Regions from separate parts of the Mus musculus genome. Here regions 2 and 3 are each linked to region 1. The links are chromatin loops, found by intact Hi-C in ENCODE. Cell type or tissue: left cerebral cortex. All regions are shown on one strand. Each heading gives the region's core, and the rest is flanking DNA. Links, peaks and the distances in the headings are about the cores only. Region 1 overlaps Atxn7 (ataxin 7). Region 2 has its middle 69 kb from the start of Gm5087. Region 3 holds the start of Atxn7 (ataxin 7).

Region 1 (10,486 bases), core at 1,043-9,042:
ACAATACAAACACAAACTTCTCACGGATTGGGAGCAAGCAGTCCAGACCACTTTAACACTGAGAGCAATCCGGTGGCTGAGGTGATCCAGTGTTCTTTACCTGTACTCACTGCTACAGACACAGCTTCGGGAAATCCTTGTCAAACAGCCAGAGGTTACCCTGAAGGCCCACAGGAGTTAGAAAAAGAGACTCAAAGGCATCGTGGAGTCCAGAGTGCTGAGCAGAGGCGTAGCTTGTCTTCAAAAATGTCTGGATTATTCCTTCCAGTGGTACTGTCAGCTGTCAGGGTCGTGCCTTTGGCTTTCAAAACAGAGGGATGAGGAGATACATAAGTAAGTGGCTGGATGCAGTGCTCCCGACTCTACACCAGGGTATCATCCCGTACCTAAGCTCCCTGACCTGCTGGGGTCGGGGAAAGCCATTACAGGACCAGCCTGAAGCTTTGTTTTTCAAAAAACAAAAACAAAACCAAAAACAAACGGGCAACAAGAGGCCGCTGTGTGGAGGTCTAGCCCTCCGGTTTCCTTCTAATCTAAGGTGGAATTTTTTGTTTGTTTTCATTTTTTAAACTTGTGTCCTTGAAGGTATTCTAGGCTGTTAATTCAGAAAACTCGATGTGCTAACACACAGGTCTGGAGGTCTAAACCCAAGGCACTGCTTACAGCATAGGGAGAGAACTCTGGCCTTCCCACGGGGTAATTTAAAATCTAGAAGCCAAGCAAGAACGGATTTGCAGGCCAGGGAGGGGCTACACACTGCTATGTTGTGGGCTCTGTACTTCACTTCTCTGTTCAGAGACTAGCCAATCCAAGCACAAGTATCCTCCACAAGAGATAGCAAACTTGTGATTTCTACTTCTCTACAAAAAGTGTTTATTTTGTTTTCTGACAGGGTCTCTCTGTGTAGCCCTGAGAGACCTGCTTGCTTCTGTCTCTAGAATGCTGGGATTTAATACATGTGCCATCATGCCGTTTTAGGGATAGCATTCTTTAAAGTACTTTTAAGTCATGAGTTCTGAGATTTGTATGCAGCTGTAAGATTCCTCCCACTGACAGATAAAGTTGAAAAACAGCTTGTAAGGTTCACATATGTCCTCTGATTGGAAGCCACAGGGTTCCTAGGATTTGTGAAGTATAATAATAAAAACAAAAACAAAAACATCCTCAACAGAGGAAATCTTTCTACAATGTAATCTTGAGCTGAGATTGATTTTCAGAACCTAAATTTAAAGACCACCTGGTCTTCTTGGAGACGAGCTCCAACCCTATCATAACAGGCAGAAGGAAAACACTTTGGGATCATGACCCAAATTGTCCAACAGGTACGTAAGCTGTAGCTGACTTTTAAAATGGGGGGGTGGGGGTGGTAAAGAGAAAATTCACATGTGAGCGCAGCTCTGCAATTTCTCTTTAAACTGGCGACAAGACAGGAAAGAGCTGCTACATACCCGTGGGACAATACCCATGCCCACCCTCCCTAAGCACTGTTAGTCCCTGCTGTCTAGAACGACCACCTCAACCTTCAGCATTCCCATCAGTTACCTGTGAGGAGAAGTAAGGTGAACACAAGTGTAACGGTCTACATGAAGGTGGGGTACAATGCTGCCCCCTCTCCTGGGAGGATACTACACTCAGAGGCAGTTCTGAGGGATGAGTATATTGTTTCTTGCTGTGTTTGTACTTCTGCTACATGAATCATAACTATGAGTAACTACAAAACACACTAAGAGCAAAGTTCATATTTGCAATAAGGCCAACACAAGCAGCCAGTTTGAAAATAAGTAGCTATCTCCCCCAGTAATTCTGACATTATCAATTCACATAAATACTAAAAAAAGTAAATTACAATAGGAAGTGCCTTCTTATTTTCTGAAAAATCCCTAAGCAGTTAAATTCTGAGGATGAGGAAAAGGGAAAATAACATAAAAGAGAGCCTCACTTTTTAAGTCAGGGCTCTGGGGTGCTGCTTCTGCAATTCCTGTTCGTAAGCAAGGAGAGAAGATATCCTGATGGATGAAATAACAGGATGAGAGATGAGCTGGAAGTGGTGCAAAAGAGGCTGGAACACAGAACTGTGTGACTGACAGTCAGAAGGAGCCAATGGAAAGCCAGGAACAGACAAGACACAGCACAAGAAGTCACGACTACTCTGAACCCAGTTAGCCACCTCCCGCTCATGGGAAGCACGATACTGTCTTCTAAGTATGCACTCGGAACAGGCGTCAAGCTCCAGCCACGCCGGCACTAATCTTCTCCCCTAACTCTCTTGAAAATAGAAAGGGGTGCGAGTTAACCAGAATGCCTGGAACTGCTCAAGAGGAGACGCATCCTAAGGTTGGTTTGTTGGTTTGTTTGTTTGTTTTGTTGTCTTAAGTCATTGTTGCTTACTACGTCAGTTTGACTTCAGCCTGGAATGTCTGTGCAGACAGACAATGCTCTCTGCCTCCATCTCTAACAGCATCAGGATATTGCCTCTCTGCATAACCTTTCCTGCTTGACGCTTACTCAGGAACACTGTTGCAAGGCATTGGACATTCGGAGGAGATTCCCCTTCACACGGACATGGGCTCTCCTCTGTTAAAGATTACCACGAAAGCTGGGCATCCATTATAGGCAAACCAACCAACCCAACCAGAATTTTCAGAACTGGCCAAAGTCCCCAAGAAAGAGGCAACAAACACGTCCAGATCAGAGTCCACTTCCTACCTGATGGAGGAGGGAATTGTTCGTCAATCCTTGTGCCCCTGAGATGTTGCCTGTGTGTTTCATGTGGACGTTGTTCATAGCTGGCAACTTGGCAACCTTTGTGGGTTTGCTGCCACTGTTGCCAACAGTGCTAGAGCCTGGAGAGCACTTTCTTTTCTTCCCTATGAGTTTGTCTAGAGGAGTGTGTGAGTGTGGGTTGACAGGCAGTTCACTAGCCTGGTGGATGAATGGGCCGAGAGAGAGAGTGGAGTCGCTGCTGTTCACCATTACACTCATCCTCTTGATGGGCTCTGCAGAGCTCACACCAGCGGGACCCCGCCCTGCCTGCTCATGCCGGAGGCTCACCGAGTGTGTTTTATTTGTCACACAGTTGAGGCCGATGCTGTGGGAAGATGGTGCTGTTGACAGGTATGGAGTCCCAGAGTGAGCCACACAGTTTTTCCTAAAAGAGTTCACGGAATGAGAAGAGGAGGAGGAGGAGGATGACGAAGAGGAGGAAGAAGGAACTAACAGTGGGGAACTGTTTTTGCGTTTCTTTCCTGAGCCACCACTGGTACTGCTACTGGCATTGTGACAGTTAGTGCTGAGAGCAGAAGATTCCTTGGGCCTTATAGACTTGCTAGGTTTCCATTTCTGAGGTTTTCTGGACAGAGGGGAAGAGGGGACGGAAGAGAGGCCCGAGGGCGTGGAGGGGGGTGAGGATGAAGCCGACACTTGTCTGGACTGCACACTGCACACAGGGTCCATCGCCCCAGAACCAGCAGGCTGTGCATTTAGCGTCGTTCCATGAGCTGGTACCGATTTGCTATTTGGGGAGATGCAGGTGGACGACAGCAGGACTGGAGGCGCGGAGACAGTGGTTGCTGCTAAGTAGCTGATCCCACCTTGTGATGTCGGCACAGAATTTGTCCGGTGAGGAACACGGGCAGAAACAGGTGATGTGGTACAGGGCACTGGTGGGATTTTCCTGTAAAAAGGAGATATGATGGGTGAGAATTACCAAAGCTGGTCACACATACTTCCCATAATCACAGCTGCCATGAATGGTTTTGGATGGGCACCCCTTTATATTTGGTATTGAGAAACATATTCTCACCAAGATCAATCAATCTAAAAACACAGACTCAGTCCTGATGGATTGCTCCTTCCAGTTCTTTATGCTTCCTGGGGAACGTGGAAGCATACTCTGTCTATGTAGAGTTCACACGCTACAACCCTAGCTTCAGACCTCCACTGCTGACACTTAGCAAGCACTCTTTCTTAAGCCTCAAGCACAAGCCACAATGAAAGAACTCTCAACTCATCACGTGAAGAAGTCTGCACTGAACACCATGCCTTGCTTGCATCTGTCTAAGGCCCCTGGTGATAGACTTTGTAGACCTGGAAATGACTTTTAATATGTGACTGTAAATCATCTACTCCTTTTCAGATGTTGTAACAGACGTCTTATGTACCATTTACCCATACGGCCTAGAATCTAGTATCCAAACACTGTAAGGATTCAAGCAAGAACGAGTTACTTCATCAACAGGCAGATTGTGACTACCGGCCAGGACACTGCACAGGAGACAAATCCAAAGCAGACTTGTTTGAGTGTTATAACAAAGTATTTTGTTCATAACGCCTGGGCAAAGTACTCAGTAGGGGATGAGAAACCTATCTGGAGAGTCAAACACAGGAGCTCTCCCTTTTATTTTAACTCTGAGTTTAAAAAAAAAAAAAATTTAAAAAATGTGACAGCCTAAAAGAACAAGAAAACCTAGAAAGCCTGATAGTAGCATTAAAGCTCAGGTGGTAACAGCTGGACAGAGGTGCAAGCCATGATCCCAACCACTCGAAAGCTTGACGATGCCATCTCAGGAGCCAAGTAATGATCCTTATGATACAGGAAATTTCAAGAGAGTACACAGACCTTAGTCAATTTTCAGATCTCTCTAACAGACTGCAATGTGGATCCCACGATAAGAAGCCTGGCTCTATCCTTGTGAGACACACAAGTATTGCTTGAGAGGTTTGTAACAATGTGAATTCCTAGAATCAGTATCTCCACAAGGTACCCAGGCTAGCTCTCAAGAGTAGGTTGCTAACTGAATGCAGTTCCGGCTACGGCCACTAGGTGGATCGTGGGACTCAAGAGTAGGTTGCTTACTGGATGCAGTAACTGACGATAGCCACTGGGTGGCTCGTGAGGCTGAGATTTAAAAACCAGGCCTTCTGAAATCCTGGGGGGAAATTCTTCCTCCACAGGCAGCATCTGAACGTCTTGAAACAATATAACTGCTTTCTCTTTTTAAAGGCTCTAAAAAGCTAAGTAAATATATTCAAGAAAATAACAGAGTACTCTATGTGGAGACAGGGGAACTGACATTCTGAACTGTAAAAATACCTTTCGGTGACACCCCAGGCCATTCCCAGACCAATACAGGGCTAGGGTGCACAGAAGTCACAGGAGCTTGAGATGGCTTTTGAGTCACGGCAATGCTCCAGAAAAAGCATTGGTCAAACTCCACAATTGCGCAGAGTACCCAGGAGCTACAGGGGATGTGTTTTAGGTTCACCTTCTGTCTCTACTGACACCCGTTTACTGGAATAAGCAACTAAAGGGTAACGGGACAAGAATGCTGCTTTAAATAGGGCAGTTCCTGTTTGGGTGAAAGGTGCTAAGCTCACCCAGTATATGAAGGTCTGTGGGGACAAGCTGCCTAGAAATCAACTTACAGAGCTCCTGCCTGGGAGAGCTGTGTCCCAATCCATATGCCTATCTGCCTGCCTCAAGACTGTTGTATCTGCTCATCACTGAAACACACATCTTCCCCATTGCTGCGATGATTTCTCAAAACAGGCCATGGAGCTAGAGATGTATGTAACTCAGTTGGGCAGAGCATACATAAGGCTGGGTTTTGACCCACAGCACCACATAAAACCAGCCATGGTGCGCCTGCAATGCCAGCACCCAAGAGGTAGATACTGGGAAAGCATAAAATCAAGGTCACTTGTGGCCTCATGACAAGACGGTGGCTTAAACACATAAGGCAGAGAGTTCATGCTACTGAGCAGGGGGTGGATAAGGAGGTGGTCATCCTTGACAGAGCATGCCAAAGCAGGCAGCCCAATCAACCTTGGAAGCCTGCTTTTCCAGAAGTTCACGGCATTTGTGCACACAGCCACTAGGAACCAAAACCACTTCCGCTCCTCCACTGACTGTGGAGCTCATCAGAGCAGGGAAGGGTCCCAGTGCAAGAAGGAGCGCTGTCTCTACATCCAGGGGAAGCAGAAGGAAGGAAGCAGACCCATGCTGCTGCCCTGAGTCCTACCTGCCAAGTGCACAGACCCAGGTCCTGTCAACAGTCGTGGAAATAAAACTTCTTCACCAGACAGTAAGGCACCAACCATCTGTACCTGACTATCAGGAAGCCAAACCATGAAAGCAAACGGCCTCACTATGCCCACTCTAGAGGTACTGGGCAGCGGTGGTTCTTGGATGTACAGGGAAAGACTTGAGAGTCCCCTGCAATCAAATATCTCACTGAACACAAGCTTTCCCAAAATATTCTTTTAAAAGACATTCCTGGGCGAAAGAGCTTTAGAAATGATCTTCCGTATACAAAAATATCTCCTGCTTTGACAGTTGCAAAATGTGTTTGAGAAGTGTTGTATAAAAATGAGCTTACTGGAAATGATGAATTCAAGTTTTGTGGCCAAGGATCCCCTTCTATTTCTTACAATCTATTTAGTAAACACTGGGATACACAGTACTATACAAGATGTTTCAAAGGTGGGGTGATACAGCTAAGCGATAAATACTTAGCTATTCTGCCCAAGACCCTGCATTCCATTCCAGGATACCAAAACCCAAAACCTCCAAGGTGGGAAGTTGCTCCAAGCTCCCAACTCTTCTCCTTAAAATGTTACCCAAGTTACTGCTACTGCACCCAGAGTGCCAGGACCTCCTGGTGTTCTGGGTTTTGTCATATACTTACTTTTTCTCTCTCAGTCATCATCTTTTCTGACTAGGTACACACTGGTTTCTCCTCCTGAAAGTCAATACTGCTTACTCCCTAGTGACAGCTCTTCCAGACCCATTCAGCTCAGAAAAGCTTTCTGTGACTCAAATAGCCTGTTGTCTGTCCACCTCAGCTCTCACTGGAAACAGAACCTAGTGGCTCCACCGCTAACCTGTTGTGTGACTAAAAAATAACAAGGAGAAAAGGGTAATTATAGTCAAGTAGCAAAGACTTGTGGGAATAGTAGTCTCTAGCATGTAGCTAGCTCCCAGAAGGTATCAGTGACAACTGTTTTTTTATTCCAGTATCTTTCTTCTTTCAGATTTTTATTTCCCTACATACGATGAGGTCGGTACACATGGAGTTCTTTCAACTAAACTCTTGTACCCAGAACAAGACGCAGTTACTGAAAGGGTAAATGAGTGTATTACAGAATAGTTACTTTCTTTCTACACTTAGCCAATGCCGTTTCCCATGTAGATAAGCATGTCATACAGTCTTAAAAACACACCTTGAGGCAGTCAAGGACATCCATTGCTGGGGCAGGTCAGCTCCCGCCCATGCCCGCAACAGAAGACTTACTTCCATAGCTGTGCATTCAGATGCTTCTCTACCATGAGGTTGAGGGCACAGCGAAGCCGGTTCCACCTGGAGTCAAACACATAATAACCTCTTCCAATCTGCCGGCTCCCAAATGTGCAAAACTGAAAGAGAACACAGAGTATATTCGTGTCACCTCTACTGCCAGCACAGAGGTCCAGGTTCTTTCATGTTCAAGAAAGGAACAAAATGCCAGAGAAAAGGCAGGGCCAAAACGCCTCAAGTGCCAGAAGCTACACATCATGGCAAGAGCAGTGCCTGCGACAGTTTTGGGGAAAAGAAGAAAAAGAATGTGAGGCACAGCCACAGCCAGGTCTCTGCACCCGTCAGAGCCCTGCCCATGCGAGAGGTTCAATGAGGAGGCCACTGTAGGTGGATGCAGGGGGATGAACAGCTCACCGATGCTGGCTGAGGGTGACGACCTGAATAGTGACAGTCCAGTTTCTCAACAGACTCTTCTCTGTCATCGCCTTCACCCTCCTCACTGGATAACCGAGAAGCTGGCTCAGTGGCAGGCAAGGGCGGGTGTGGAGACTCCTGGCCTGGAGGAGGGTCAATGGGGGTACTTCCTCCTTGCTGAGCTGGGCAGCCTGGAGGCCTGAGTGAGTGAACAATGCAGCAGCACTCAGAACAGACAGCACGACCTCCTCCTCAGCAGCTTTAATCCGCACACATCGCACAGGGTCGCAGTCTTACCTTGGAAGACTAGGGGTCTGAGGTTTCGGCTTACTAGCTAAGAAAGGCTTTGACTCTGCAGGAAGCTGCGGCTCCTGTGGCGTCCGGGGAGGGGTGGGATGCGGGTCCCTGAGTGGATGTGGCACTTGCTGAGAGTCATGGCGAATCAGCTCCTTCTCCCTGGCTTTGTTTTTGTGCTCAGCTAATAACACATCAAATCGTTTTCTTCTACCCTGAACAGCTCTCCGCTGGGTTAAGGAATGTGTCTACAAAGAGCAACACACACAGACAAAACCAAGCAGTTTCACTCTAAGTTCAAGGTGCTGTATATCCCCAAACATCTCCCCACTAAAAAAGCAACCTAGAGCTTTGCAAAATGTCCACTTTAGTAAATGGAAATCTTGTCTCTGGACTCACATTTTCTAGTTGTTGGACAGGGCACAGAAATGAGTTTCAAGCAGAGCTACTTACTCATTCAGGCTCTAATGAATTTCATTTAAAAATAAGATGATTTAAAAATTGTGATTATGCCGGGCGTGGTAGCACAGGCCTTTAATCCCAGCACTCGGAAGGCAGAGGCAGAGGCAGAGGCAGGCGGATTTCTGAGTTCGAGACCATCCTGGTCTACAAAGACAGCCAGGGTTATACAGAGAAATCCTGTCTCGAAAATCCAAAATAAATAAATAAATAAAAATAAATAAAATAAAATTGTGATTATTAATTTAAAATCACATGTTGGTAAAGTATTCTTTTAGTAACTAAGAACAAAAATTAAACATAACTGCTTTTCTCTATTCGAATAAAATAGGTGTAAAGAGAGATGGGAGCTCAGAGTATTGTAGAAACAGTCTTGGGAAGCCAGGAAAGACTAGAGAAAAGGAACTCAAGGCAGAAAGAAAAAGAACCATAGACAAGAGACAGAAGTCCAGTAAATACCTGAAAAATATTCAGCACTGTTTGTCTAGTCAGTCTAATTTCTGAAATAGGAAACGCGCGCACAGACATGTGTTGATTCTGGTATGAGGCAACTCTTGATCCTATCTTACAAGAAAACATCTCTATGTCAAATGTATTTGATAATCACTGGTATTTTTAGTTATTAATTTTACATTCAATTCATGTCCATGTACGTCTATATGAGTATCTGCATGTGAAAGCAATGCCTTGAAGAAGTCAGAAAGTTTGGAATCAAGTTACAGAAAGCTGAAAGCCACTCAAGGCAGGTAGGAGCTCTGGCAGGGCAGTGCAGCCCAGCAACCCCAGGAGCCTTTGAAAGCACATACCGAAGGAAGGCCCACTGCTATTCCCATCAGCAGACAGAGTGAGCAGAAGTCCATCTCACTGACTAGCAAGTCCAACCACAGTAACATCATCCTGCACAGTCCGGTTCCTCTCCGCAGCAGACTGCGGACACTGCTAACCTTGGGTCTGCACAACAGCCGGCAGAAGATGGCAATCTCAGAAGCACATGACTCCATTAACTCCAGGAGCGCCATGGCCTTTCTGACTACACAGGTCCATCTTTCTTTTAGGTTACAGAATTCCAAGCTTGGTAGTTTCTCTGTATGTATTCATGACTCCTTGCATTCCTTTTAACAAATAGGCTCTACACAGCATGCTAGCAACACATCCAAGTTGCATACAGGGAAGTTATGCCTCCAGCTTTCATAGGACCTCAGATGACTGACTGCAGATGAACTCTGCTGGGATCTACTCTGGCACACATTAAGTTACTTCTCAATTTCAATTTCTAGTAATATGTAATATATTTATAAGAAAGGAATTTATATGAAAATGAAGAACTTTATTTTGTTCACTATTGAACCAGAATCCTAGAAGAATATTTGACATTAAGTAAAGCTTCAACCAAAAAGCACATAAAGACCTTTGCTGCAGAGGTGATTCAGATGGTAAGTGGCATTGGCTGCTCTTCCAGAGGCCTCTGGCTCTATTCCCAGCGCTCACATAATAGCTCGAAACCACTGGAAACTCCAGTCCCATGAGATTTGACACCTTCTTATAGATACCAAGGGTGTGGTGTACACACATAAATCCAAACAAAACACCCATACAACATAAAGGATTTTAAAAGGCATACAAAAACAATGGCCCACCAATGTACAAAGAATGAATGTACAAATACTGGTAGTATCTGTCTCCCTAGGGTGATGGACAAATGTCTCCTACTATTTGAACATCCTTTGTTGCTTAGCACAGTAAAGCCAAATGCAGAAGGAGACGGTGCTGTAGCAGCCCTGTCTAAAGAGTAAACAGGATTTCCATGGAGCTCTGAAGCATCCTCCAGATAGAAAGGTGGTGACCACCTCCCACCCATGGCAATCACAACTCTGCTGAGGTTGCTTTAGGCACCAAGAAAGATGACTGTGTTCATTGGCTGTGAGGAGCCTTGCGCGCTCTGTGCACACTGGCTGTGAGGAGCATTGGCCGTGAGGAGCCTCACGCGCTCTGTGGCCCCTGCTTGCTGCCCTCTGCTCCTTGAG
Region 2 (10,486 bases), core at 1,083-9,082, 740 kb after region 1:
CCTCCCTCCTTCCTTCTCTCTATATTTCCTGGCCATCAGAGGTGAGCTGCCAAGACTCCCCCATGCCCTTTCTATGGAGATAGACCCAAGTGTCTAAAGATGGGAGCTTTGGAGCTTTGCAGGAGAAGCTTTGCCTTCTCCTGAGTTGTTTTTGCTGCGATTTTTCTCACAGCAGGGAAATACACTAATAGAAATAGCTTCATGCTGAGAGACTCCTGTGCACTAAATCCCAACCCATCACCATCCCTGTATTGTGCAGCTTGCCTCATTCACATAGCTGCCTGTGGGAACAGCTCAAAGTGGTATAAATGCAACTTTAGAAAGTAGAGGTTGGGTGAGGAGGGCTGGCTCTGTCGTGAGTCATGGACTTGCTGAGACCGGAATCATCCAGTGCTGCTGCCCTTGTTGTCATCCAGCTACAGGCAGATGTCCAAATGTCCACTCCAGTCTGTCATCCAGCTACAGGCAAATATCCAAATGTCCACTCCAGTCTGTGTGGACAAAGGCTTGGTAATTCACCAAAAATGTCTCACTAGCCACATAGTGGCTTCATGAGCAAAGCCAGGATTTCCAACTTAGAAGGTGGCTGAGGGCATCTTTCTAGTAGGCAGTCTCACTAGGTCTCAGTCACTGTGAGGAAAAGTGACTAAGATGTCTCATTACCTTCCCAGACAGACTTCTCAATTGCTAAGGTTGTAGCATCTTTTACTCCTTTAAAATGTCAGAACATTCTCTCTCTCTCTCTCTCTCTCTCTCTCTCTCTCTCTCTCTCTCTCTCTCTGTGTGTGTGTGTGTGTGTGTGTTTGCTTTTATTTTTAGTGTTGGTTTTTCAAGACAGGGTGTCTTTATTCATCCCTGGTTGTCTTGGATCTTGAATTCACAGAGATTTGCCTGCCTCTGTCTCAGGAGGGTTGGAATTAGAGACATGCATCATGACACCCTCCAAAATATTTTCTTTATGCTCTTCTAAACAGATTAGCACTTCCTAGACACACACAAAAAAATATTCTGTGGTTCTCTAATTCATCTTGTATATATTAGGTGCTTAATAAAATGTCGATCAACAACACAAAAGAAAGGGAGGTGTAGCTTAATAAAGAAACAATGTTGTTCATCACTGTAGTGCAGGACCTGGCGTGCTGCCCTGCACTGAGCAGATGCTGAGGAACTAGCCGAGAGTGCTAATAAGGGAATACATCATCTGCACAGACAAGTAGAGAGCCTGGATTGTAGTTAACCTAGACTGCCTTGAAGAGATTGCCCAACCCAAATGCATGGGATAATAACTTGCCAATTATAACTAAAATCACATGTAAAAAGAGAAGAGAGTTTGCCTGCAAACCTGGGTGCCTGAAGCAGTTTCCGGTCTGGCTGCCCATGATTCTGCTTTGTCCCATTAGCTTCCAGTTGCCTAGCAATGAATTCCCTTCTGGCTTCAGTTAGCAAGGGGGGGGGGGGTGTCACTCTGTTGCTTGCTGCTATGTAGTCCCAACAGTTAAGAGTTGTGCTTTCTCAGTAGACAGGAGTGGACTTCGCCCTTATAAAGCAAAGGTGGAGCCCTGGATCCATGGGTCTCACCCTTGACCTGCTCATCAGATGTCCTGATACAATCTGCATGTGAGGCAAACTGCTCAGGAGACTCTACAATGTCCTTTTGGGAATAACTCGAGGAGGGATGGCCAACATAAGATGTTATCTCTTGAATATAAATGGCACAATTGCATAGGTAAAGGAAATGATGGGTACCAGAAAAAGCCTGCTACTCATATGGTCAGGTGGTGGTCATCTCTGGCCACATTCTAAGCCTCTGACCTTAGTGACCACTGCAGTCTCACAGTATCGTTGCTCTTTCTACCCCAGGACCTTTGGACTTGCTGCCTCTCACTTACAATTTCCCCGAAAGTCCTCGCCTTCTGAGAACACTATACCACAGAGCCTGTTAAAAGCCCACACTGTGGTCGCAGCACCCCAGCAGGTGTTTCTATGTGATCAGGTCACTATGCATAAATCTAGCTTCCTGCTTCACCTTTCTTCCACACAACCATAACAGTTGGGGTGGGTCAGGCTCGCTATTTCCCTTTCTCAGTCCCTAGAGTTTCATTGCCAAAGCAGATTCTTGACAAATAATGTTGACTAAGTGGGTCCATGGGTTTTAGATACTCTCTGAACACCATCCCATATCTACTACTCAAAAAACTGTGGCCTTAGGGACTGTAAAGCTCACATTTACCTTTACAAATCTGTCCTCTCATTCCTAAGTGCAACTGACCATTATCCCTAAATTTGTTTTGATTCCTTTTGCTAGAAATAGTTAAAAGGACCATTGTTTCAACTTTAAACTTCCCCATCTAAAGAAATCTGGCCAAAAGTTTCGTGTAGCAGTGAAGAAACAACAATCTCTCAACTCCTAGGCAACAAGAAAACTAAGCTAAGAAGGTGCCTCCTGAGAGGACCCTCATGCTTTATTTGAAATGTGCTCATGCCCTCTACTGGCCATGTACAGCGTTGCAACTTGAACTCAAACTGTCAAATCCATTAGGCACGTGCCTGTAAATGTCCTGTTCTCTGGGATCAGATAAAGAAAGCAGATGAAAAGAGTGAGAACCGCAACAAAGAGATGACCTGGCTTTTTGGTGTCTTCTCATAACACAACAAAAAAATCAGAGGTATCTACTGCTCACTTTAGAATAATTGAAGAAACAAACATGATTAAGTGAGAAAGGAAAAAGAAAGAGGAAGGAAGGAAGGGAGGGAGGGAGGGAGGGAGAGAGAGAGAGAGAGAGAGAGAGAGAGAGAGAGAGGGGAAGGAAGGAAGGAAGGAAGGGAAGGGGGGTGGATCCAGCAGGTAGACAGGAAGCACAGTGACTGGGTGGCACTCAAAGCCGGGAGAATGGATATGAACTAAATGCGGGGCAGTCCAGTTCCTAATGTTTAGAAACAAGGGAGAGACCTGAAGTGATCACAAAGAAAGTACCTTAATCAGAGGTCATGGGGTCACTGAATGGTAGGGGCTCCACACTTTGTAGGCTAAATGATTAATCTGGAGGAACTCCGCACATCATTCAGGTCCATGCATGCACACTTCCTGCTGTGTGCTCATTATTTGAGTGTAAATGTCCTTTTTCACTTAGCACACTCCACTCCCTGATGGCCACCCTGCTCAGGCAGGCGTTTTGCTCGTGTGGCCCCACAGGCATTTGACTCTCTGGATAGTCTCTTCTGAATGTTTTATGTAATTGCAAATACATTGCTCTTCTCACCCCTTCACACACACACACACAGAAAGAGAGAGAGAGAGAGAGAGAGAGAGAGAGAGAGAGAGAGATGCATACAGAGTGTGCTTCAGCCACCTGCATTTTCTTTCTCTCACCTTCATGGTATAGTCAGAAGTCTCCATGTACCAAGAAAAATAGACTCGTCAAACCCAGGGTTCCCATTTTGACCCCTCCCCCAGCCCTACCACATGCAGTGGATGTGGCATTTGGGGCTGCAGTCTTGTTGGCATTTCTGGGAGCTCGCATGCACGCTGTGGAGAGAAGGAAAATGTTTCCCTCTTCATAGATGTAAATCACTGGGGGGGGGGGGGGGCGGAGGGTGTGCATCAAGAGGATTAGCCTGAAAAGCTCCTCCCCCTCCACATTTGGAAGTGCTGTATATAATTCCAAATGTGAAGATTTTCATCCCATCATTGACTTCCTAAAACACTGTTGCTGCACCACTAAAACCAGGGATGTTCACAGTTCTTGCCAGCATAGTATAAAAGACCACAAACACCTGTATTTTAGAAACAAATGACAATATTGAAGAATACCTTATACCAGGCGTGGTGGTGCACGCCTTTAATCCCAGCACAGAGGCAGAGGCAGGCGGATTTCTGAGTTCGAGGCCAGCCTGGTCTAAAAAGTGAGTTCCAGGACAGCCAGGGCTACACAGAGAAACCCTGTCTCGAAAAACAAACAAACAAACAAACAAACAAACAAAAGAATACCTTATATTATAGCTTTAGCTAGCTTACCTGTGTTTGGATACACTTGATTCAGGGGTGGACATGGCACACACCTTTAAACCGGCACCCTGTAGGTAGAGACAGGCAGGTCCCTATGAATTGGAGGCCTAGTCTACATAGTGAATTCCAGTCCAGCCAGGATACAAAGAGAGGCCTTGTTCCAAAAAAACTTGATGTAGCGTCTTAATATTTTGTCTTAGGATTTTATGAGGTGAAGAAAAAGGAAAAGAAATCAAAACGAAAACAAAAGTTTAAAGAAAAAACAAAAACCAGAAAAACATGCTGCAGTAAATGCCACTTAGGTACAAAGGACATGGCTGTTCTGTCGCCACCTACTGGTCAAAAGCTGGGAATGCTTACAATGAAACCAAAACTCCAATTATCAAGATAGCAAAAGTTAAAGAAGATGCACCATAGCTGGGCATGGTGGCACACGCCTTTAATCCCAGCACTTGGGAGGCAGAGGCAGGCGGATTTATGAGCTAGAGACCAGCCTGGTCTACAGAGTGAGCCCCGGGACAGCCAAGGCCACGGAGAAGAAGACAATGTACCATACACTTAGCACTGCCATAGTGGCTACAGCAGCAAGAGTTCTGTAGTCGCCCTTCATTGCTGAAGTAACCTGGGTCTGGGGCTTCGGTGATGCTCTTGATGTCCCTCGCCCATCCCTGAAGATCCCAGGTGGGCGAGGACACGGGCAGAGGCATCACAGTCTTTCAGCTAGCATTCTGTACTCCAACAAGCAGCTGAGTGTGACAGAGGAGCCGACGTTCAACGACAAGACAGCGTACTGAATAATTAGTCCATGTTCACAGGGACCAAGCAGATCACCTGGAAGGCAGTGTGGTCGCCTCAATACCAAGCGCCTGGGTGACCCTAGTGACTTTAATTCTAAATAAAGGTTTAGATTTTACTTTTTATTGCTGTATAAGGTGGGTCGTGTGACCTGTGCTAGAGCAGCCCCCTTTTCAGTCTGGAAAGATAGTCAATGTCACCTCCCCTGGCTCAAACCCAATAAAGTGATCTCATTTTAAATAAATAAATAAATAAGGACAAGGAGGAAGCAATAGTTCACTTACAAAAAGAAAACAGTGGGTGTGAAATCCAGAGAAAAGGCATTCAGACACTATCTCTAATCTCTAAGGATCCAATAACTGCTCCTGAACAAAATTCTCAAAGGACATCAGAGCATAAGGACAGTGGCCAGAGAATGATGCTCTTCAACTTCAATATCCGTGTCTGCTTACGGCCTTAGCATGACACTAAGCTGTTATCTGCAATGTGGACTTAGAGTAGCCACCAGCTATTTCTGTAAGGAAGTAGATTGCTAATGGCCACTTAAAAGAAACGCAACTAGACAACATTGAGTCGGTACTTCCGTTCTCCCAGCTCCTGGGAACTGAAATAAAAGGGTCATTGATGCAGGAGTTTGATGCCAACCTGGGCAGCCATGTCTAACAAGGACAAAAACAACGTTTTTTTTTTTTTTTTTTTCTCAGTGCTGTGAGGTGAACACTGTTACTGTTGGCATCAGGACATTCCAAACCTATGAGGTAACAGCAGACCTGTGACCTGCAGACCGGTTGCTAAGACAATGGCCCCCATTTTCCCAGAATCCATTTGGCTTACCTCCCACCCTTACTTGTGTTACGCCCCCTTCCTTCTTTTCTCTCTCTTTTCTCTCTTTCTCGTCTCTCCCCCTCTTCTCTCTCTGCTATCCCTTTGTCTCTCCCTTCCAATAAAACCTCTTCCACATGGAACTGCTCTGGCCTAGTGTATTGTTGAGACACTACCCACCATTCTAACACATCAGTTATTACTCTAGAATTTGAGCAACAGAGTTCTAAATATTAGCATAGGGAATGACTACCTACTGTTTCCTCTACAGAATCACTCATGAAATAAAAGGAATATCCTTCCATTTATATCACTAGAATGCCTCTCACAGGAGCCCTTCGCTAACAGTGTTCTGTAGAAGATGGGGCACTTCTTGAAGCTAATAGAGTGATACACTTGGTATTATGAGAAGCAAGAGAACATAGAATAACTTCTACCATACTTTCAGTTCATGACCTCTCAATTATAAAGACCAATCCTACTTATAAATAATCATTTAAATCATCTAGAAAGGGGAGCAATAACTAGATTTTCTGTGTGTAAAATCTCTATATTAAAGTCAAGTGAATCTGCCAAATGGGTCAGCTGTAAAGTGCTTTATGCAGAGGTCTAACCACCACAGGCCTGGACCAAGGTAGAGAGAGAGAACCAACCACCAGAGGTGTCCTGAGAGTTAGAATGACATGTATAACAACCCAGGTGTCACCAAAGAAATGGGAGAAAGTAGCTCAGCTGGCAACATCTTTTCTGCAAAAAGTAGTGTGGCAGAACCGAAACTGGGGGAGAGATTTACTGTTGTTGTTGTTGCTGTTGTTGTTGTTGTTGTTGTTGTTAAGACGCTGGTGATAACTGTCTTTTCCCTGGTGGCTACGGTCCAACTTTGGTATTTCCAGGGATTTGACTAGTTTTAAAAGAATGAATGTTATAATGAGCATATTAAAAAACAAAAGTGCCTTTTAGACATGGAAAGTTAGTGCAGTCAATATCCCCCACTACACCCAAGGCTGCATCTGATCATCAGAACTCAGTGACATCACACACTCACAATCCTAAAACCCCATGATACCCATTGGACAGGATAAAAGCAGAAACCAAGAGCAATGCTCTGCCCTGCACATTTGGAGAGCTCCACCTTGATCTGCCTGGTGGCTGGAGAGTCTCCCAGAGGAGCTTGACTCTCATACCAGGACCCAACCTTCAGCTAAGATACATCCACAGTTGAGCAGCCTTGGTGAGATGGGCTTAGTATCATAGGAACTTAGAGTGTGAACCTTGTGTGATGACTCTCAGCATATTAAAATACAGTTTGTTATACCAACTACAGGTGTCCACCTTTTTTTTTTTTTTGAGACAGGACAGGGTTTCTCTGTATAGCCCTGGCTGTCCTGGAACTCACTTTGTAGACCAGGCTGGCCTCAAACTCAGAAATCTGCCTGTCTCTGCCTCCCAAGTGCTGGAATTAAAGGTGTGTGCCACGATGCCTGGCTCAGGTGTCTACCTTCTTGTTCACAATAAATGCAAAGGATCAAAGGAAAAAGGGAGGGGTAGGCCCTTCCAGGCCATTGAGCTCTGGGAAAGTAAGGGACCTTTGGGTAAAGAGAAGCTGTACTGTGTGATAAGATCAGAAGATTTGCATAAATGTTGTACAAGCAGGGATATTAAAGGTGCCAGAGATTTCTGACACATTGGCTTTTGACAGGAAAGCTATTTTTGAGAGAAAGACAAAGCAAAGCTTTCACATGTAGCACACTAGTGCCTGTGCACTCACCTGGGCATACTAATAAATGAAATAGAATTTCATAAAAGAGCAAAAGAATCAGAATAATACATGACTGCTAATTGCTCCAGTAGCATGTTATTGATGCAAAAATTATAAAGTATTTTAATTTTAGATTTGTTTATTTTATGTGTATGAGTGTTTTACTTACATGTGTGTCTGTGAGCCCCATGTGTCTGTGCCAGGAGTTCTAAGAAAAGGGCACTGGACTACTGGAACTGAAAAAGTATAACATAAAAACAAACTTCTAGGCCTTTAGGCCCAGGCTTGAGAATGTGACCTTTGTGACTCAATGCTCCAAGGTATGCTAATAATAAAAAAGATAGAGACATTCCTCCACCCACCTGCTTCCAGGGTTCAGGGAGTGTTCATTCAAAGAAAATCACCCTGACCCACCCTGACCACTGCTGGAACCCACCATGCAAAGGTGTTATTGTTAGAGGCTCCTAGAAAACTGTCTTGACTTTCCACTTCCTTGTGTCTCTTAACTGGTATTTTTGGTAGTTTTCAACAACGCCCTCCCCACCCCCTTGAGTTGTGGTTTCTTCCTTTAAATACCCCCTTCCCCAGCTACTCAGGGCGCCATGGTCCTCTAGCCCTGCGTGGTGTATGACTGTGGGCCCGAGAGCACTCTTGAAATAAAAGTCCTCTTGCAGTTTTCAGCAAGACCGTTTCTCGTGTGTGATTTGGGGTGTCGCCTCTCCTGAGTCAGAACGTGGGGGAGTCCTCACGTTGTGGGTCTTTCAGAACTGAAGTTATAGGAGGTTATAAGCAAACATGTGGGTGCTGGTACCAAACCCAGGTCCTTTGCAAGCTGGAATAATCCTCCACTCCAGGAAAGTATTTCAAATGTGAGGAGCTCTTAAGCTGTGAGGTGACTCAAAGGTTGTCTATAGGACAAAAATCTAATGAATGCATGGGAAGAGTCAGAAGAGAGCATTTTCAGGGTTACACTGGCAAAGGCAGAAGGCAACATCCCAAGGATCTGCATGTTTAGATACGTGTGACTATGTCCTTCTAAATCCAGGCTACCTGGATGGGTCACACAAGTGGAATGAATACCTTAGGCCCTGGTCTCAGTGGGAGCAGAGGATCAGGAGAAAGAATTAAAATGAGGGCTCCCCAAGCTCTTTTCTCTAAGGTCATACCAGCCAAGTTGTGCCTCACACTGGAAGCTGCTTTTCTTCCCTCCCCCTCATTCTTTCCCTCTGTCTCTCCCTCCTCCTTTTGTGCACCAAGGTTCTGGGTAAACAAGCTGATTGATGGAACAGAACTTCTGTGACTGTGGAGAACTTGCAATGTTGTAGCTCCAGAGCCAAATATCTCCAGTATCGTTAGCTTTTTTTGGTGGGTGGGAAGGAACCAGTGCTGAAACTCAAATCCACTCTGATTAGACTACTTAAGTGCCCGTCACACTCATCACTAGATAAGGAGAGAGGAAGTGTGGTGGACAATTGGGTCAAATGTAAAAGGACTGCTGATACTTTTTTATAACACACACAAATATACACACACACCCCAACACAATACACATGCACACCATACTACATATGCCATACACATACATATATGCACACCATCTACACACATAACTTATTACACACATACACTTCCTTCTTTTAAAGTAGCAGGCTTGTTACCAGAGCCACACTCTGATGGACAGAAGAGGTTCATTACCTTTCATCAAAATGTTAGGCAGGCAGAATCTAAAGTGAGTTTTACAATAAGAGAGAAAGCTCTTCCATCTATGCAGCTTTGAAACTGATTGCAAATGAGTTGCCTTGGAGCAGTTGGGCTAGCAGTAATGGTGTGCATCTGTGAGGCTTCGCTCCAGGCGTGGCTGCATTTACATCACTAAAAACTCTGCAATTACAGCTCAGCCCTTCCTTTCCGGCAGACAGAAATTGCAACAGCAGGTTTCCTGCCTGGATTACCACCAGCAGCCAGAGTCAGTGTCCCAGACATCTGTAGCACATTAACCCCTACCCTTGTTATCTTTCCACTCTGAACAAACCCTCTGACAAAATATGTGGCCAAAGCTTTTCCAACCTTCTTAAGTTGAACAGCAAATCATAAGCCTGCACAGAACAACTTCTGATGGAGTTAGCACGGTATTAATAAAACCCGTGTTGGACTTTCTGCATCTCAGTGGTTCCTTCCACAATGCAGCAGAAAGTCTTGTGGGACTCAGATGGCTTTGATAATGTCAACTCCTAACCTATGTGCTATAGGACATGCTATGGCAAACAATGTCAATGGTACAAAATCAATAAATCATTTTAATATACATTGTTATCCATATATGAATCTGCCCCTTTCACTCACTTCCAACCTTTCCCTCCTACTTCCTATATCCTAGAGAATAAGAGGCAACCTGGATGGCTCACACCAGCGGATTATATACTTTCTGCCTCGGGTTGAGTTCAGTCAACGGCAGGCCAGTAGAAGATAGTGATTGATAAAGGAGAGAGTGAGGTTAACGTGGCTGCTCCCCAGGTTATCTGATAAAGATGTAACTAAACAGGAAGAATTCAGCAGGCAAACAAGGATAGCTGTTGCCCTGAAAGCTCAATTCCACAACAAAAACAGACATACTTATGTTTTTCCTCAAGCTCAGAGGTTACTGAACAACAGTAATTTCACAAGATGCCATAGTTTCAAAGATAGCAATTTGTCAGTTAAGCCTGCCTACTTTGGTAATCTGGCTGAAGCGAATATAGGTTCTTTTATTCCAGATTTAATGATTAATATTATTTTTTCTGTCATACAACATAGCAAATCTATCTGTCTGTCTATCTATCTATCTATCTATCTATCTATCTAATCTATCATCATTTTTATTTATTTATCATCTATTTATATCTCTGTATCTTTATATGTATCTATAATCATCTGGTTTACCAAATGAAAATGGCTACAGCAGAGTCTCAGTAATGCAATGGGGTATGTGTTGAAAAAACAATAAGTCCACAGCAGTTTCTGAAGAAGAAGCTGCAGTTGTGGAGATCAAGCCATAGAGAGTCAATGTTCCTGGAAAAGACTTAATCACGCACAAAAACAAAAGGGCAGCATCCAGAACCAGGTCT
Region 3 (10,486 bases), core at 1,571-9,570, 86 kb after region 1:
TCCTAATCGGCCCCGGATCTCTCAAACACTGGACCACCAACCAGGCAGTATTCACCAGCTGATAGGAGGCCCCCAACACATGATACACTAGAGGACTGCCAGGTCTGGGTTCAGTCAGAGATGAAGCACCTAACCCTCCACAGACTGGAGGCCCCAGGGAGTTTAGAGGTCTGGTTGGTTGGGAGTGGGGGCATCCTTGTGGAGACAGGGAGATGGGGAGGAGGTGTGGGATATGGAACAGTTGGAGGGTGGACTGGGGCAGGGGGTAGACTAAGGGGAGGAATAAAATCTGGAGTGTAATAAGTAAGTAAATAAATAAATGACACAAAAAATCCCTAATCAGTTATTCACAGCAATTAATTCCATTTAAACATAAATTTTGGTAAATTTCACAAATAAAGAATTTGTGAAAATTTTTAAAGTAGAATTTTAATTTAAAACTTTAAAAGGAAAACATAACTTATTTTTGAGTTTGATTATTAAAAGTTCAAAATATATTATCAACCTTAGCTCAACAAACTCCACAATGCCACCAACTAGTATTCTAAGTTACAGAGATAAGCAGTATGAAATCAGGATGTGGATGAGCAATGGGCTAATGTCTGAAAAGTGAGTGGCTGGTTACCCTAAGTCTTTCCATGTGCTAAAGGGAAGATGAGAGCTGACTTATTACCCACCTTAGGAGCAATGCTAGTTCTACCAAACTTTACTGTTCCACGCTTCTTCCACAGCATTAATTTTGGGGTATGAACAAACTGACTTAAGCAAGTTACAGAGAAAAGAGAAAAAAACAAGCGCTACTACTAACTTTGTAATTTTGAACTTTGGCATTGAGACTCCAAGAAAAATGGCTTCAGCCATATGCCCTAGAGAGTAGGAATATACATTATTTTGCATATACTTTCAGAACTCTGATCCCTAGAAGTGATTCAAGGGTCCTAAGTTGAAAAGATGATGGAAAGTAAATTGCAAAGTCAGTTCTAACATTGCCAGGAGCTGAAAGGGTCAAAGAAGTTACTGTGCAACAGGTCACTGTAAGTCATCTAATTTATTTTCACCTTCTACAATAACCTTGGGAAATAGGTATTATCATCTCCTTTCCAAAATAAGAGTTATTTTCAGAGAGATTAAAAAGCTAATTTCATACCCCATGTTTGATAACTCTCTGGCTAATAAATCACAAATTGAAGAATCAGGGTCTTTATATTCCTAAAGGCTTCATAATGGAGAATTTCTCACTTTTATTATTTCATTAATAAGTCAAATTATGTACAAATATACATATTTCTTCACAATTTAATTTCACTGACGAGACAAATACATACAGATTTAATTCTAAAACATCACTGGCTGATGGAAGACAATCTTAACTAAAGACAATGGTAAGTCCTATCAGTGTTAATAGAACATACAGATCTGTCTCCCTCTTTCTCTTTTTAGGTGGTGTGTAGGAGTAAGTGTGTTTGAAGCACACATGTATGTAGAGGACAGAAATCAACCTCAGATGTATCAGTTCCCCTGGAGCCATCCACCTTGTTGTTTGAGACATGGTCTCCTCACTAACCTGGAGCACATCAAGTGGACTGGCTGGACAGGAAGCCCCAGAGATACAGTGCTTGCTCATCTCCCTCCTTCCCTACACACCCCCTCCCCTTGCTCCCTCAGTGGGATGAAAAGCATGTGCCAACAGGCATGCTTTTGGTGGGGAGTGGGTGGGTGGTTAACGTAGGGTCTAGGAATCACACTCAGGTCTCCACAACTGCACAGTAAGCACCTCAGCAACCAAACCACTTCCCTGACCCTCAGGACAGTCAAAATCACCTCAGTCTTTCAAGCCTGGTCCTTGCAGAAACACATGAAGAAGCGACTGAACGAAAACTTCAGTCTTTACTCCAAATATGCAAGCATAAGCTCCAGACAACCTAACAGCTGCAACATCTTTTAAATGCAGAGAGCAGCTTTAAAAAGATGTAAGGAAGGGGCAGGGTGGTTTGCTGACTGGAGAGATGGCTCAGCCATCTGACCACTCTTCCAGAAGACCAAGGTTCAAATCCCAGTACCTACATGGTAGCTCACAACTCTCACATAGACATACATGCAGACAAAACACCAATGCACATAAAATAAAGGTAAATAAAATTTCAAAATATTTTTTTAGAGATGTAAGCCAGGTAGAGTAGTACACACCTTTAACCCCAATTCTCTGGGACTCTGGAGGCAGAAGCAGGGAGAGCTCTGTTAAATTCCAGGCCAGCTGGAGATCTACATAGTGAGTTACAGAACATTTAGAGTTACATAGGGGAACCCTGCCAAAAGCAATCAACCAAACAACAAAAATCACCCAAACCAACCTCTAACAAGCCGTTTTATAGATTGATAATACAGCTAGGTTTGTGACTCCCTTTGGCCTTAGGTATGAGATTTCAGAGCTTTACGGACCCTATTCCCATTAGAATATATTCAAGCGAACAGAAATGGATTCAGCTGCTAAATGTTCTTGAGTCTCAGAGATCGGCATTCAAGGCGACAGTCATCCTCTACAAGGGAATTACCAACACTCAGCATCCTGTCCTCAGAGGCTTAGGAGTCATGTAAGGGACAATACCCATAGCAGGAATAAAAAGCAGGAGCAAGAGTGGATTAGGACCTCTGAAGTCCCACTCTAACACTTCCTACCAGAGTTGCCACTTTGTGATTTTAATTTTTCAATCCCAGGCGGACTGCCAAGTCACAACTAAAACCGGACTAACAACTGATTTTTCCTATTGCAACATCACCAACAAGCCCTGTGCTTCTCTCTTTCCTCTCCCCTTAAACAGCAATCCTCACGAAAAATCAACTAATTTTCCCTATAATCTGTTCCAACCAGAAGCACTCACGGGGTTGCCATAGTATTACTCTTCTTGGCAATACCAACCATGTGGCCAGCTGAAAAAGCCAAAGCAGGGAAAAGGAAAAAAAGGTGAGAGCTAAAACCTGCAGCGACTGTGAGGCCAGCACAGTAAGGAACCAGTCATGGATTTAGAAACCCAGCTGCCAAAGCTCTGCTTCTTGAGTCCTGAACAAAAACTCTGCCAAAATAAACGGCTACAGGTGAGAAATCAAATTGCATGGGCACATGTAAACTCAGTACTCTGGATCCCAAACTTGACTCAAGGCCATGACCTTTCTCACCAGACTGCCCAGGTAATCATTATGAATCAAAAGTCATAGAAAAAGGGTACTGTCAAAAGACAAATCTAAGTTTCCTGATTCCTAACCTGATTTTCATTGATAGCATACCTTTAGATCACCCTATCAGTAGAAGTCGATTTACTATGGTTAGTAAAATTCTGTATTCTTGTCCCCTTATCTGGCAAAGAATCCCAAATGTACTCCTTGCTTATGATGATCTTTTGGTAGCATTCTAAACATCGCTTTAAATTCCCCTACAAACAAGGGTACAGGGAGGCTTAAATACTTTTAGTTTTAAAGTACAAATACCGGTCATGGTGGTGCATGCCTTTATAATCCCAGCACTCAAGAGGCAGAGGCTGGCAGATCTCTCAGTTCAAAACTAGCCTGGTTGGTGGCACACGCCTTGCCCAACACTTGAGAGGCAGAGGCAAGTGGATTTCTGAGTTCGAGGCCAGCCTGGTCTACAAAGTGAGTTCCAGGACTGCCAGGGCTATACAGAGAAACCCTGTCTCGAAAAAACCGGAAGAAAACAAAAAAAAAAACAAAAAACAAAAAACAAAAAACAAATAACAGCCTGGTCTACAAAGCAAGTTCCCAGACAGCCAAGGCCATTTAGTAAAACCCTATCTTTAAAAGCCAAAATAATAATTATTATTCAAAATTCACTCTCTTTGCCTTAAGAAAACCTGGTTTGGTCAAGGCTCCTGCTCTACAGCATCCCCAGAAAGGCACTACTTTCCAAAGCTTAGAACTCTTTCTTTCCCCAGAAAGGCACTACTTTCCAATGCTTAGAACTCTTTCTTTCCAGGTGTTGTCCATAACTAAAGAGATATATGTTAAACTCCCTGCCTGCTTCCTATGCCCATCACTTTGAATTGCCCTTTCCAGAAGGGATCCAGGTTGCTGCCCATTACAGAGAGCCCCTAGAAATGAGATTTCTTCCTAAATGTTCTACCCACCCTCTTCCATCCTCTTCAGCAGAGACCTCAATGTGGCAAGCAGGGAAGGTGGGCTGAAGCAACAAGAAAACTTCCCCAAGGTTGGGTACAAACTCCACCAGGGGGGCTGGACTCACCTTCCCGGCAGAGCCCCATGACTTCGCGGTTTTTCCCAAACTCCTTGAAACTTTCATCCAATTCGGTCCCTAGGAGATATACACACACAGGAGGAGGGGAGAGGCAGGTCAGTGGCTAGGAGTGTGACGCACGCTCACGCACGCTCCGGGTAGGTGTGGGCACCCAGCAGAAGATAGCATCTCTGACCCCCGTGGGGGCGGCCACAGGACACGGCGCGGGGGAGGGGATCGGGGCCAGAGGAGGGGGGCGGGGGGGCGGGGGGAACCAGGAGGCGTGGACACTCACCATCCTTCCCAGGAAGTTTGGAAGCTTCCACCCACAGATTCCACGACTGTCCCAGCATCGCTTCGGGACTGGGCAAGGGCCTGCGCTCCCCAACCGTCGCCATGGCGGCGGCCGAGGTGGTGGTGTCCCCGGTGCCGCCGTCCTCCGCCCGTGGGCGCCGCAGCGGCGGGTGCTGCCGCTGGGGCTGCAGAGGCTGTGGCTGCTGCTGCTGCTGCCGGGCGGCCGCTGCTCCGCCCGCCGCGCGGCGCGGCTCCCCCCTGACGTCATCCGCGGCCCGCTCCGACATTCTTTCCGCTCCTACAATGTAACAAAAAGGGGGAAAAGAGTGGCGCGGGGGCCGCTTTTAAGGAGGCTCCGCGGAGTTCCGGCGGCGTGCGCGGCCCGCAGGCCCGCGGTGCTGTCAGCCCCCGGCCCCTGCCGCCGCCCGCCTCCCCGCCCGGGCGCAAAGTCCGCGGCGCCACCGGCTTTCGCTTTCGCCTCCCGCGGCCCTCGTAGGGCGCCGGCTGCGGCTGCCACTGCGGCGCTGGCCGCCCTGCCGGGCCCGGCTCGGGAGGCCAGCGCCCGGAGCCGAACTGCCGCGACCTCAGGCCTGCCTGCGCCCCGGCCCGCGGCTGCCCACCCTGCGGGCGCTCGCATCCCGGCCCAGCCGGCAGCCCCGCTCCTTCCTTCCGTCCGCGCGTCCGTCCGAGCGGCGGCGCCCGGCCGGCTCCCTTAAGCGGAGGCGCCTCCTGTCGCCTCCTCCCCCTCGCCGGTCCCTCCCTCTCTGCTCGCTCCGGCGAAGTTTGCACGTCAAGCCCCCGGAGTGGAGCCAGGGCGAAGTCGGAAACGCAGCCACCTATGGAAGAGCCTGCCGGTCGGCCCCGGCGCAGTAACGAAAGCGTCGCCCAGGCCCTCCCTCCGGAGCCCCGGGCACCAGCAATTCGCTCTGGGCTCGCGGGAGGCTGCACAGTAGCTGGAGCATGAATGGGAAGCAGCCACTGTGCGGACGCCCAGAAACCAAAGCTGCCAGTGGCAGGTGTGAAAATGCCGCCCAGGTGTTAGCCCAGGCGTCCGCATCGAGCCCCTGCTGCTTGGCCAGCCAGGAACGTGCACTTGAGTGCCCACAACTGAAGGTCACACTGTGTCCTGCGAACTTGAATTTCTTCTCCAGCAAGAAGGAAGCTACAAAATCAGTGTATCACTTTAAAGTTGGGTTGTTAGTCTCTCACTATTTATGGCTGTCTTTCCTAGAATCCGATGAGACCCCCATGGCTTAAGGAATATACCAGACGTTCGTCAGATTTGGATCACAAATTAATAAGCACTAGCACATACAGTCACCCCCTCCCCGACCATCAAACAAGTAAAGCACAGGAGTGGACCACCACAGGGTGCCTTTAGTTCCTATTAAGCTGTTATCTCATTTCAGTAAAGCAGCATCTTTTTAGCCTGCTCAGAGCCTCAGGCTTACAGGTGCCTTCTGGGACTGTATGAAGAGGTGAGCTTTCTCGACTTGCTGCTATTATCTGTTGGCTTTGGGGGGGGGGGCAAATATTTAGTAAGACAGATGTGACCAACATCTCTGTTGAAGTACAAAAAACCTTTCAAATGTTAAAATGAACGCAAAAGTGCATATGAAAATGTTTCCATAATATATTAAAGCCAGGACTTGGAGAAGGGGTTTGACATAGGTGCAAGTTTAAAAGCTTGAGCTGGGTGTGGTATGCACCCAGAGTCCCCAGTGTTTGGGAGGCTGAAGCAAGTGTGCAGCATCGTAATACAGGTGAGACTGAGAAACACAGTAAGAGCTTGTCTTAAATAAATAAAGCAGAAACACAATTTCTGTGAGACACATTTAGAAATGTGTCTATAGGGTCCCCCCCCCCCACTGGATTGCACACCAAGAAATCCAAAAAGGAATCTGCTGAGTGTTTATCAAAGGACAGTTGCTTTTTGAACACTCAGGCTATACACCTACATACAGATTCAACTAACTGAAGTTTGGAATATATTTTCCTTAATTTAAAAACTGAGCCTGGCATGGTGGCACACATCTTTAATCCCAGCACTTGGGAGGCAGAGGCAGGCGGATTTCTGAGTTCAAGGCCAGCCTGGTCTACAGAGTGAGTTCCAGGACATCCAGGGCTATACAGAGAAACCCTGTCTCGAAAAACCCAAAAAATTAAATAAATAAATAAATAAATAAATAAATAAAAATAAATAAATACTGTATCCATGCAGGGCAGTTACATATTTTTTAAAATTTATCTAAATACAATGTAACAACTATTTACATAGAATCTACATTTTATGTAAGTACTGTAAGTAATCCCGAGGTGATGTGCTGTAGACTGAGAGATGGTGTATAGGTTTTGTGTCATTTTATAGAAGGGATCTGAGCATCTGTCAATTTGGGATTCTGTGGGAGTCATGGAATATCAAGAGATGACTTTTAAATTTAAGATTTTTAAATCTAAAAAATAATTTCTGTAATAATGAGCAAGGTTAGAATACATATTACCATTACTAACATAGCTTGTGTGTCTCCAATGCAGGTTTTCAAATTTTTCATTAATCTAGATTCATTGAAACATTTGCATAAATGTTTCCCAAGATGTAATATATATGACTTATTTATTAGTTTGGATTTTGTAATTCTACATTTGTGATAAATTAAAATATGAATTCTACTGGTCCTTGGAATTGCTAACTTAATGTAGAGCTTAGATAGAAGCACTATCGATGAGATACCAAGACCATAGCTATTGGATACTCAAAACAAAAGCACTTAGGTACCACACTTGGGAGATTGTATCCTGAGTACAAACATTCTGATTGCTGGACAGATAGGTTGAGAAAGAAAGAAAAGTGAGAATAGAGAACATGAAGCTTGACCTCACTTCCTAAAGATACTGCTTTCACAATTCATTGCTTGATCCTTCTGCCTTCACAACACTAATGGAACTTCTAACCAATAAAGATCAATATGGCAATTTGATTTCTGCTTGATAATTCTTTCATTTTCAAAGTTTTTTATCTCGTATACTAAGAACAGGTCTTAAAATTATAAATACAAGATCTCAGCATCACGATAGTTACTAAAACACATCAATAATACCTATTGAGCACCAAGGTACAAGGGACATGCCACTAGGTACTTTAGCACACTGTTTTAATATTAACCATTTTATACAGTCCACGTTGAACTATTTATAACTGACAAAGAGGCTAAGTGGTGGCATACACCTTTAATCCCAGTACTGGCGAGGCAGAGGCATGTGGCTCGCTGTGAGTTCAAAATCAGATTATAGAGTGATCTCCAGAGCAGCCAAAGCTACATAACAGAGAGAACTTGTCAAAAAACAAACAAAACGAAATGAAAACAAAACAAGTAACAAGAAAGGGAGGTGGGGCTCCAACGCCAGCCTCTTTTTGCTAGATTGAGAAGGAGCTCGTCCACTTACAAGTAAGCAACCTTGGGCACGTTACCAGTTTCCTAATATGTCAATACCCTAATCTGTAAAATGGAGATAAGGCCAGGCTTCTAAGGACTACAGGAAACGATCCTTTGAAAGCACTTGGTACCAAGACTAAGTTATTATTCTGACTTGCATCAGACTGAGCAACTCAAACCCTGAATGCAAGAGTATCTGTAGCATTGCATATCATGACATTTACTACCAAGTTAAAGATGATGCGGAGGAAAGCAGATCCCGGCACTTCCCAGCCAGGTCCTCTTTGTCTTTACCACCCATCAAAAGTCCTACTAGTTTATAAAAATGACAGATTCTAGTATTATCTGCAGTTGTTTTAGGACTCCTAATTAGTAGTTTGAAGGAGTTACCAATAGAAGCAAAAGAAAGAAAGTGTGTCTGCTATTCAAATGTTGGCAACCTTTTAAAAGTATTCCTTATACAAAGAACATTGTTTGTGAACAATAATAAAACAGAAATCCAAATACTTAGTTTTTCCTGTCAGGAAAGAAACTAATGACCTTGTTTATAAATATTCCATCCTCCATACCCCCTCCAAACTATAAAGAGAATGGGCCATACAACTTATACACATTTAATATAGTTATAATATGCTAGTTAGTATGTCTTATATAGAATTAATACTTCAATATGTCAATACCTGTTGATACTTTAAATAATAGATATCTTGGGGCTGGAGAGATGGCTCAGAGGTTAAGAGCACTGGCTGCTCTTCCAGAGGTTCTGAGTCCAATTCCCAGCAACCACATGGTAGATTACAACCATCTGTAATGGGATCCAATGCCCTCTTCTGGTGTGTCTGAAGACATGACATTGTACTAATATAATTAAATTAAATAAAATCTTTAAAAATATATATATATATACTTAATATGTATATTTTAAAAAATAATAGATATCTTGTAATGCTTGAATAAGAAAGCTGCAATTTACCAAGCAGTTCCTGACTGCATATTCTATGTAAGGCACTCTACCAGTCACCAGGGTTAAAAAAAAAAAAAATCAGCTGGGCAGTGGTGGCGCACGCCTTTAATCCCCAGCCCTTGGGAAGCAGAGGCAGGCAGATTTCTGAGTTCATGGCCAGCCTGGTCTACAGAGTGAGTTCCAAGACAGCCAGGGCTACACAGAGAAACCCTGTCTCAAAAAACCAAAAAGAAAAAAAAAATCACAGAAGCAATTAACAATTAAGCATTTATCAAAATGTCTATGTTAAAAGATCCCCCATACCAATCAGATTGTATGCAGTTTAAAAATAAAACTGAAGACTGGAGAGATGGCTCAGCAATTAAAAGCACTGCCTGGTCCTCCAAAGGACCTAGGTTCAATTCCCAGCATCCACATGAAGGTTCCAACTCAGGGGTCCAATGCCCCTCTGGCTTCAGGCACACACATGGTGCAGATACAAACCCACAGGCAAAACACATACACATAAAAATAAATCTTTCGTTTTCCTTAAGGAAAAAATGCTGCCAAATTCTGATCATTTTATCCTTTCAAGGATTCATTAAAAAAAAAAAAAAGTCTCTTAGTTCACCTTCTAAAATTAGTAGGGACATCCCCAGGAGGTGCTAGAGCTCTAGAAGAAAGACTCTTCCCATGGCATATCAGCCATGACATGATTCATTCAAAGATGCCATAATGCTCTTCCCACCTTGTATATATGGAGAGAGAGAGATGGAGGGAGGGAGGGGGAGAGAGAGAGAGAGAGAGAGAGAGAGAGAGAGAGAGAGAGAGAGAGAGAGAAATCTATTGTTTGGGGAAAACCAGCAGTCCTAACACAATGTTTAATAAGTCTGGAAACCAATACGTTAAGTATACTTATGTGTGTGAATTACAGGGTTGGTAACAGGGAGGATTCTTTTTATTTTTTTTTAAAGATTTATTTATTTATTATATGTAAGTACACTGTAGCTGACTTCAGACACTCCAGAAAAGGGAGTCAGATCTTGTTAAGGGTGGTTGTGAGCCACCATATAGTTGCTGGGATTTGAACTCATGACCTTCGGAAGAGCAGTCAGTGCTCTTATCCGCTGAGCCATCTCACCAGCCCGAGAGGATTCTTTATTATCAACTTCAAAGGACTGAAGTTATTTGAGTGACAAGAAAATCAGATTTGCTGAATTAGGAATGTGTTGGGTTCTTTTTCTTCCTCTCTTCCTCCCCCCTCTACCTCCCCTCCCTCTCTTTCTTTCTCTCTTTCTGTCTTTCTTTAATTCTGCTACACTTTGCAAAGCCTTTCTTTGTTCATATGCGCTTTGTTCTTCTAGCCAGCCCTGCTTTCTGTGTTCACCAGAGTGTATGGGCTCTGCTCTGTATGAGGGGTCTCTCATGCCTTTCCTTAACTGCTCTCTCTAGTGAAATACGGTTTATCACAGATACATCAGTATTCTAGTAGAGAAAGAATGGTGAATAAATTCAATTTACCAGCTCAGTAACCAGAGTGTCTGACAAGTGCAAGGTTAGAACTAGTAAGGA

The links. A loop is a pair of places that touch in the nucleus more often than their neighbours do. Peaks named below come from ENCODE experiments on the same cell type or tissue, not always from the same donor. Only the 100,000 strongest peaks of a DNase experiment are listed, where the experiment ranks them.
Region 2: a loop joins it to region 1, with 4 times the contacts of the local background. A loop is called at or near these places in 9 of 42 quality-filtered maps.
Region 3: a loop joins it to region 1, with 2.5 times the contacts of the local background. A loop is called at or near these places in 10 of 42 quality-filtered maps.

What each region holds. Positions count from the first base shown.
Region 1 is chr14:14,093,122-14,103,607 of GRCm38, reverse strand. Atxn7 (ataxin 7) reads right to left here. Exons shown (of 12, transcript NM_139227.4): 8 at 8,007-8,251; 9 at 7,710-7,908; 10 at 7,293-7,414; 11 at 2,707-3,673; 12 at 1-301. The coding sequence ends at 284. Among named protein-coding and RNA genes, the nearest start is that of Psmd6, 23 kb to the left of the region's middle. In left cerebral cortex, for the core only: a CTCF peak has its summit at 4,843; DNase peaks (open chromatin) are centred at 4,841 and 6,179; H3K27ac peaks cover 546 bases.
Region 2 is chr14:13,348,181-13,358,666 of GRCm38, reverse strand. It overlaps a transcript of Synpr not described here. Among named protein-coding and RNA genes, the nearest start is that of Gm5087, 69 kb to the right of the region's middle. In left cerebral cortex, for the core only: CTCF peaks have their summits at 2,491 (motif pointing left) and 4,339 (motif pointing left); DNase peaks (open chromatin) are centred at 1,155, 1,445, 2,481 and 4,353.
Region 3 is chr14:14,007,422-14,017,907 of GRCm38, reverse strand. Atxn7 (ataxin 7) reads right to left here and starts at 5,417. Exons shown (of 12, transcript NM_139227.4): 1 at 5,158-5,417; 2 at 4,539-4,835; 3 at 4,253-4,321. The coding sequence starts at 4,824. In left cerebral cortex, for the core only: CTCF peaks have their summits at 4,714 and 5,333; DNase peaks (open chromatin) are centred at 2,591, 4,412, 4,827 and 5,352; H3K4me3 peaks cover 2,129 bases; H3K27ac peaks cover 1,768 bases.